2 separate regions of the Homo sapiens genome follow, and region 2 is linked to region 1. A link is a contact called in ENCODE Hi-C or POLR2A ChIA-PET data. All regions are on one chromosome and are shown on one strand. The core of a region is the stretch at or near the end of the contact, and the rest is flanking DNA. Distances in the headings are between cores, read along the strand shown. Region 1 overlaps CWC27 (CWC27 spliceosome associated cyclophilin). Region 2 overlaps CWC27 (CWC27 spliceosome associated cyclophilin).

Region 1 (4,549 bases), core at 1,004-3,503:
CCCCTGGGGGGTGCCTTCTAGAGGAAAAAAAAAAAAAACCCACAAAACTTTTCTAGACTGAAGGATTAGAAGAAGGTACCCTTAGGACTGACATACCCTCACACCAGTGCAGAAGGCTTGGTGAGTAGAGCCCCAGCTAGATTTCAGCCCATACTCACATTCCATAACTAAGCTTCCCTTTTCAGGTCACAATATGCACAACCATCTTTAGTAGTCCACTTACTAATCATTCACCATCTTGCTGAATGCAGAAAATCAAGTAATGTTAGTCCATAAAAATATTCCATTCATAAATGAATAACATACAGAAAAAAATCTTCTAAAACAATATCTTAAAACTCTTAAGCTATATCTTAAAACTCTTGGCATAACAAAGTTCTAATATTGTAAATACTCTAGTAAAATAATAATATTAAAAGAGGAAGACTTTATTACCAATGCTTTCTTTTAAAGAGTGACATTTTATGTTTGTTTTCTTTAGTAAGATTTGAAGTGTTTCTATAAGTGCTATATTTAAAAAACACATAGATGGAAAAAATAAAGCAAGATGTTTTCCTAAGCAATAAATGTCATTGGGTTTTCAGCAAGGACATTTATGTTTCTAAAATAAAACACTTGCATTCACTAGCTAGATAAAGTTAGAACTTTATCTTTTAAATTTGTTTCCTTCAGTGAACATATCTATAATCACATTGGTAGACACGTTATTTTTGTTCTATGAGGTTGTCATAAAGTTTTTATTATAAACAGGATGTTCTCAAATATAATGCTTTCATTTTTTATAAACATTCAAAATTAAACAAAAGAAATAAAAATAATTAACAATTTTTATAAAATACAATTAGCAAATATTATCTTAAAAGAGACCATTCCTTTCACTAGCAAAATTACTCTTATATCCTACTTACTCCAGTTTGAGTTCCGGCTGGTTGGCAGCATAAACCTGCCTTAAAACGCACCTTCAGGAAAATTCTATTTAACTTCACTTGACTTAACATTTTACAGAGATTCCCTATGTATTTAGAGTGCTCAGTCTGTTTATACTATTTGGTACTTTTTAATGTATTACTTTCTTAATTTCATGTGCTCATGTTTTACAGAGCATGAGTTAGGCAGTAATTGCATCTGATGCCAAGTCATTCTCTGTATCCAACAGAGGGATGTAGGAGGTGGGAAAACCAGGATGCTTATGAAGGATAATAGCTACTAATTTTGTAGGTAGGCTTGTCTTGTTTCCCTATCCCTATAGACTGGCTTCATCAATTCTACTTCATTGGAACTACACCCTTTAAATACAGTCGCTTAAAAGATAATACTCTGGTTGCCATATAGGCTTAATAACTATTGTCAATTACCTGACAAATTAATTTTTAATTTTACTTTGAAATACGCCATGGTTGGAAGAGAGTATCAGACAGTGAGCTGCTCTATGGTTGTTAAATGACAGAACTGGACTGTGTGGTATCAATGGTACTTTCAACTTTATAATCACAGGCCATCAATGGCATTACGTTTTAAAAGTGGTCTCATGTACACATTTCATTTGACCTTATCAAAACACCACTGAAATAGGAAGGGCAGGTATTGATTGCATTTTACTGATGAGGAAGCAGGAGATTCAGAAAAATTGGTTTACTCAGATCTCATTTCTAGCAAACAATGCTGGCATCAGAACCTAAATATTCATAGATCACAGTTGTCATTAAATTTGAGTAACATTTGTTATTCAAATAAATTCTAGCCTAGTGCTAGAAATAAAATTTGTTTTAATCGTGCTATGTAAATTCATTCTTCTCACTAAACCATTACCTCATTTACTGTAGTGATTTGATATTCATTTTCAAATTGTAAAAAGTAAAATAATAATCTAAAATAGTAATCTTAACAAACCTTCCTACTCATATTACTCTTTTCCAAAAATGCAGAAATTCAATATTAATCCAGCCTTGAATCCTTCAAATTGATTTACTCTAGTTTTAAAAAAATTAATCTATTAATATGTTTATCTGTACACTTGAAATAACACACAAATAAAGCAAAATGAGTTGTATTTACAGTTTATTATACAGGAAGGTAAATCATTATCTGGTTCCAACCTATCTTTTCCAGCTTTATTTCCAACTATATTCTCTCCTCTGGTCACAATAGATTATTCCTCAAATACACCCTGTACTTTTCTCAGTTTCCTCTTCTGGAAATTCCCTTCCCCACCCATTTCCTCTTATTCAAACTCTACCCCTTCTTCAAGGCCTAAAATTAATGCTACTTGCATACATGCAGACTTCCTAATCCATAAATTCAAAATTAATCTCTCCATGTTCCATGAAGCTACTGTACTTTCTCTAATCTTGTGTTTTATATAGATTTCTTTGTATACACACAGCTAACTATCTGGCTCAGCTGAGAGCTTTATGCCACTTGGATATTGTAGATGTCTGAAAAACTGTTTGATGGATGCAAATTACCTATCAAACAGAACACTGCTTCAAGGTTTTCATCATGTCATGTCTGTCTCCTCAATCTCTAACCTTGGCTCCTCCCAGTTTATTTTCCATGTTATTATTATACAATGGTGATCTCCCAAAAACAAACCCTAATCATGTAACTTTCCAACTTTAAATCTTTGTATTGTTTTCTACCATCTAAAGGACAGAGTCCATTTCCAAATACGCCATACAAGGCCCGTCATGACCTGGCCCCAGTCTATTTTTCTAACACTTTCTACCAATTCCGGCAGACATGCAACCATGTGTACAAAAGTTCCTGCAGTTATCAGGATATCAAACTCTCACCTATCCCCTTGCACCTACTTTCTATATCCTTGGTACACCATTCTAATATCCCATTCCTTAACCCTCATCTCAACGGAGGTATAATATGGCAGTTAAGTCAAGGATATCTGTGTTTAAATCCTATATTGCCAAGTTCTGGGAGAGTAATCCTGAATAAGTTAAACTTTTAAAAACACAATTAGGGAAAGGTGGGAAAGCTCTCTAACTTCACCATTCTTCCCCTACTCTTTTTGCAATACCACTCTGATCCTATGGTAAAGAGAGCAGCTTCAGGATTTTCTGCAAAACAAAAAACTAAGGGTTAGTACTAGAATGTAAGCTCTATGTTCCCTGCAGTAGAAGATTAAAACAGGTAAGTTTTAAAAACAAATATGCCTTAAACTTTCTTTTCCTCTAGTTCCTTATTCACTATATGCTGAAGTGTGAAGTAACAATACATAGAAAATGTTAAATCCTTTTTGGCTTAATAGTCCATCTCAGCAAGGATATTAACATATTTTCACGTTTATTTGCCTCATCTATTATCTTTGGGGAAATATCTGTTAAGCTCTTGTGACCATTTAAAAAATTACTTTGTTGGCCGGGCATGGTGGCTCATGCGGTCAAGACATTGAGACCATCCTGGCCAACGTGGTGAAACCCCGTCTCTACTAAAAATACAAAAATTAGCTGGGTGTGGTGGCACGTGCCTGTAATCCCAGCTACTTGGGAGGCTGAGGCAGGAGAATCACTTGAACCATGGAGTTGGAGGTTGCAGTGAGCCAAGATTGCTCCACTGTACTCCAGCCTGGCGACAGAGTGAGACTCTCTCAAAAAAAAAAAAAAAAAAATTGCTTTGTTTTCTTATAGTTGAATTTTAAGAGTTCTTTATATATTCTGGATACAAGTCTTTTATCAGATATATGGTTTGCAAATATTGTTTTCCCAGTCTGTGGCTTGTTTTTTAATCTCCTTAAAAGCATCTATCACAGAACCAAAGGTTTGTTTTTTTTTTGATAAAGTTTACTTCATCATTTTTGTCCACAGATCATGCTTTTTGTGTTTAAAAACTCACTGTCAAACCCCAAGTTCATACAGATTTTCTCTTTTTCTTCTAGAAGTGTAATAGTTTTATGTTTTGGTCTATGATCCATTTTGAGTAAATTTTTATATAAAATATAAGGTATGTATCAAGATTTATTTATTTGCACATAGATCTCCAATTATTCCAGTACCATTTGTTGAAAGGACTATCATTTTTCAATCCAATTATCTTTGTACCTTTGTCAAAAAAATCAGATGACTATATTTGTGTAGGTCTGCTTGTGGACTCTGTATTCTGTCCCACTGATCTATCTCTCTATCTTTTAACCATCTTTTCTTTTTTTTTCCTTCTTTAAGATTTAATAGGTATGTCACACTCTAGATATTGGTTCACATATACTTAAGTGGCTCTTCTAGTTCAAGGTATCATACTCTGTAAAAGGATTTCTTTTTGTTCTAAGAATTAGAATGAAAATATAACAACAACAACAACAACAAAAAGTTAAACAGAACTTGAGTGATGTGAAGCAGATAAAGACTGTTGTACAATAGCACAATATACTAAGGCCAGGTCACTGCTCTGGCTGAAAACTGGGAGTTGTTTCACCTTAAAGAGCCCAGATGAAGTGTGCCCTTTGGCATAGTATATTTCCATGTCAGATTTACAGCTTTGTAAGGTTTTATTTGTTTCCATTTTGTTTATACCCGGTTTAGGTGCCAGGTGTTCATCTAAA
Region 2 (4,549 bases), core at 619-3,118, 120 kb before region 1:
GAGGGGCAAAAACACCTCACAAGTGTAAGATTTTACATTTAGCAATTTAACGTCCAATCTCATTTAAAAAATGAAAGTGTAAAAAATATGATTTCTATACTTCTATACACATATGTTCAGAAAATAAAAAGGAATGGAAGTATATTCTGTGGTGGCTATTGTTAGGTGAGAATAAAGGTGATTTTATTTTCTTCTTTTTGTTTTATGATAAATTTTTTCTGTAATAAATGTTTTATATTTTCTGTAATAAATGTTTTATATTTCTGTAATAAATATGTTTCTGTAATAAATATGTAGATAAATTTTTAAATAATATATTTGCCTGAATAAAAAAAGTAGCAAAGAAGCAAGTATTCTCACTATTGGAGAACAAAGTTAAATATGGAAAGGGGCAAAGACTAAAATGTGCCCTGCAGTATGGTACTGTACTTAGACTACCAGTATATCTTTTAGCTGTTTACTGAGAGAGCCTAGAAGCAATAGGATTGAGCAATCTAGCACCCAGATCTTGATTTTCTAAATATGATTTTCCTCTTAAAGAAACCAGAGCTCCTTAGGAAAAAGGGTGATTTCTGGGCTTGGGAAATAAACTATAATATAAACCTAGAACAGCTTGTTAAATCAGAAAACAAGGAAGTGCTCAAATAATAGGAACATATCAAAATAACATGGGCCAGATCACTTGAGGTCAAGAGTTCAAGACCAGCCTGGCCAACATGGTGAAACCCCATCTCTACAAAAATACAAAAATTAGCCAGGCATGGTGGCACATGCCTGTAGTCCCAGCTACTTGGGAGGCTGAGGCAGGAGAATCGCTTGAACTCAGGAGGCAGAGGGTGCAGTGAGCCAAGATCGTGCCATTCCACTCCAGCCGGGGCGACAAAGTAAGACTGTCTCAAAAAAAAAAAAAAAAAAAAAAAAGAAAGAAAGAAAGAAAAAGCCAGCTTCAAGGAGCTCCCACTGGCCAAGTAAAAATGAAATAAAATAATTTATTTTGAGCATCAAAAGAAATAATGGTAAAAGCAGACTGTGACTCATAAAATAAGATTCCAAGAGTTTATATTGACATAATAAATAAATGGAGAACAAAGGAAAGCCCTTTTTTAGAGTGGAATGCAAAACTATAAATATAAAAGAAATGATGGAAGTAGAAAATCACTGGTGAATACTAAAACTAAGGTGCAGGTGGTAGCTGGCAAGATGGCTGAATAGGAACAGCTCTGGTCTGCAGCTCCCAGCAAGATCAATGCAGAAGGCGGGTGATTTCTGCATTTCCAACTGAGGTAACTGGTTCATCTCATTGGGACTGGTTAGACAGTGGGTGCAGCCCACGGAGGGTGAGCCGAAACAGGGTGGGGCGCTGCCTCACCGGGAAGTGCAAGGAGTCAGAGAACTCCCTCCCCCAGCCAAGGGAAGCCCTGAGGGACTGTGCCGTGAGGAACGGTGCCCTCCAGCCCAGATACTAAGCTTTTCCCACAGTCTTCGCAACCCAAAGACCAGGGGATTCCCTCTGGAGCCTACACCACCAGGGCCCTGGGTTTCAAGCACAAGACTGGGTAGCTGTTTGGGCAGACACAGAGCTGCAGGAGGTTTTTTTTCATACCCCAGTGGCACCTGGAATGCCAGTGAGACAGAACTGTTCACATGCCTGGAAAAGGGGCTGAAGTCAGGGAGATAAGTGGTCTAGCTCAGTGGATCCCACCCCCACAGAGCCCAGCAAGCTACGATTTACCGGCTTGAAATTCTCGCTGCCAGCACAGTAGTCTGAAGTTGACCTGGGACACCCCAGCTTGGTGGGGGAAGGGACGTGTACCATTACTGAGGCTTGAGTAGGCGGTTTTCCCCTCACAGTGTAAACAAAGCCGACCAGAAGTTAGTACTGGGCGGAGCCCAGTGCAGCTTGGCAAAGCCGCTGTAGCCAGACTGCCTCTCCAGATTCCTCCTCTCTGGGCAAGGCATCTCTGAAAGAAAGGCAGCGGTCCCATTCAGGGGATTATAGATAAAACTCCCATCTCCCTGGGACAGAGCACCTGAGGGAAAAAGCGGCTGTGGGTGCTGCTTCAGCAGACTTAAATGTTTCTGCCTGCTGGCTCTAAAGAGAGCAGCGATCTCCCAGCACAGCACTCGAGCTCTGCTAAGGGACAGACTGCCTCCTCAAGTGGGTCCCTAACACCTGTGCCTCCTGACTTGAAGGCACCTCCCAGCAGGGGTCATCAGAAACCTCATACAGGAGAGCTCCAGCTGGCATCTGGCGGGTTCCCCTCTGGGATGAAGCTTCCAGAAGAAGGAACAGGCAGCAATCTTTGCTGTTCTGCAGCCTCCACTGGTAATAACTAGGCAAACAGGATCTGGAGTGGACCTCCAACAAATTCGTGCAGACCTGCAGCAGAGGGGCCTAACTGTCAGAAGGAAAACTAACAAACAGAAAGGAATAGCATCAATATCAATATTAACAAAAAGGACGCCGACAAGACAACCCCATCTGAAGGTCACCAACATCAAAGACCAAAGGTAGGTAAATCCAGGAAGATGAGGAAAAACCAGCACAAAAAGGTTGAAAATTCCAAAAATCAGAACACCTCTTCTCCTCCAAAGGATCACAACTTCTCGCCAGCAAGGGAACAAAACTGGATGGAGAATGAGTTTGATGAATTGACAGAAGTAGGCTTCAGAAGGCGGGTAATAACAAACTCCTTTGAGCTAAAGGAGCATGTTCTAAACCAATGCAAGGAAGCTAAGAACTTCACAAAAAGGTTAGAAGAATTGCTAACTAGAATAAACAGTGTAGAGAAGACATTAAATGACCTGATGGAGCTGAAAAACACATCACGAGAACTTCATGAAGCATACACAAGTATCAATAGCAGAACCGATCAAGCGTAAGAAAGGATATCAGAGATTAAAAATCAACTTAATGAAATAAAGCGTGAAGACAAGATTAGAGAAAAAAGAATGCAAAGGAACGAACAAAGCCTCCAAGAAATATGGGACTATGTGAAAAGATCAAACCTATGTTTGACTGGTGTACCTGAAAGTGATGGGGAGAATGGAACCAAGCTGGAAAACACTCTTCAGGATATTATCCAGGAGAACTTCCCCAACCTAGCAAGGCAGGCCAACATTCAAATTCAGGAAATACAGAGAACACCACAAAGATACTCCTTGAGAAGAACAACCCCAAGACATATAATTGTCAGATTCACCAAGGATGAAATGAAGGAAAAAATGTTAAGGGCAGCCAGGGAGAAAGGTCAGGTTACCCACAATGGGAAGCCCATCAGACTAACAGTGGATTTCTCTGCAGAAACCCTACAAGCCAGAAGAGAGTGGGGGCCAATATTCAACATTCTTAAGGAAAAGAATTTTCAACCCAGAATTTCATATCCAGCCAAACTAAGCTTCATAAGTGAAGGAGAAAGAAAATGCTTTACAGACAAGCAAATGCTGAGAGATTCTGTCACCAACAGGCCTGCCTTACAAGAGCTCCTGAAGGAAGCACTAAACATGGAAAGGAAAAACCGGTATCAGCCACTGCAAAAACATGCCAAATTATAAAGACCATCGACACTATGAAGATACCGCATCAACTAATGGGCAAAATAACCAGCTAGCATCATAATGACAGGATCAAATTCACACATAACAATATTAACCTTAAATGTAAATGGGCTAAATGCCCCAATTAAAAGACACAGATGGGCAAATTGGATAAAGAGTCAAGACCCATTGGTGTGCTGTATTCAGGAGACCCATCTCATGTGCAAAGACACACATAGGCTCAAAATAAAGGGATGGAGGAATATTTACAAAGCAAATGGAAAGCAAAAAAAAAAAAAAAAAAAGCAGAGATTGCAATCCCAGTCTCTGATAAAACAGACTTTAAACTAACAAAGATCAAAAAAGACAAAGAAGGGCATTATATAATGGTAAAGGGATCAATGCAATAAGAACAGCTAACTATCCTAAATATACATGCAACCAATACAGGAGCACCCAGATTTGTAAAGCAAGTTCTTAGAGACCTACAAAGAGATTTAGACTCCCACATAATAATAGTGGAAGACTTTAACACCTCACTGTCAATATTAGACAGATCAACAAGATAGAAAATTAACAAGGATATTCAGGATTTGAACTCAGCTCTGGACCAAGCAGACCTAATAGAAATCTACAGAATCCTCCACCCCAAATCAACAGAATATACATTCTTCTCAGCACCACATCACACTTATTCTAAAATTTACCATATAACTGGAACTAAAATGCTCCTCAGCAAATGCAAAAGAACAGGAATCATAACAGTCTCTCAGAGCACAGTGCAATCAAATTAGAACTCCAGATTAAGAAAGTCACTCAAAACCACACAACTACATGGAAACTGAACAATCTGCTCCTGAATGACTACTGGGTAAATAACAAAATTAAGGTGGAAATAAATAAGTTCTTTGAAACCAATGAAAACAAAGACACAATGAACCAGAATCTCTGGGACACAGCTAAAGCAGTGTTTAGAGGGAAATTTATAGCAGTAAATACCCACAGGAGAAAG

What was found. Hi-C counts contacts between places; a loop is a spot of excess contacts on that map. ChIA-PET counts read pairs that join two places held with the same protein, here RNA polymerase II (POLR2A). Pooled maps may share reads with other maps.
Region 2: a loop to region 1 is called in a map of PC-3, with 5 times the contacts of the local background. The contact joins two enhancer-like sites. A Hi-C loop is called at or near these places in 32 of 168 maps with a recorded cell type or tissue (B cell, Caco-2, Calu3 and 19 more), 31 of 37 single-sample maps with no recorded cell type and 25 of 50 pooled maps. POLR2A ChIA-PET finds 5 or more read pairs at or near these places in 1 of 52 experiments (WTC11).

Annotation. Positions count from the first base shown.
Region 1 is chr5:64,820,160-64,824,708 of GRCh38, reverse strand. The region is part of intron 10 of CWC27 (CWC27 spliceosome associated cyclophilin); the gene reads right to left. Among named protein-coding and RNA genes, the nearest start is that of CWC27, 54 kb to the right of the region's middle. Within about 2 kb of position 2,253, at least 2 of the 41 ENCODE cell types and tissues checked have a DNase peak (open chromatin) inside an H3K27ac peak, as active enhancers do.
Region 2 is chr5:64,937,215-64,941,763 of GRCh38, reverse strand. The region is part of intron 11 of CWC27 (CWC27 spliceosome associated cyclophilin); the gene reads right to left. Among named protein-coding and RNA genes, the nearest start is that of CWC27, 170 kb to the right of the region's middle. RefSeq lists enhancers at 882-1,424, 1,425-1,968. Within about 2 kb of position 1,868, at least 2 of the 41 ENCODE cell types and tissues checked have a DNase peak (open chromatin) inside an H3K27ac peak, as active enhancers do.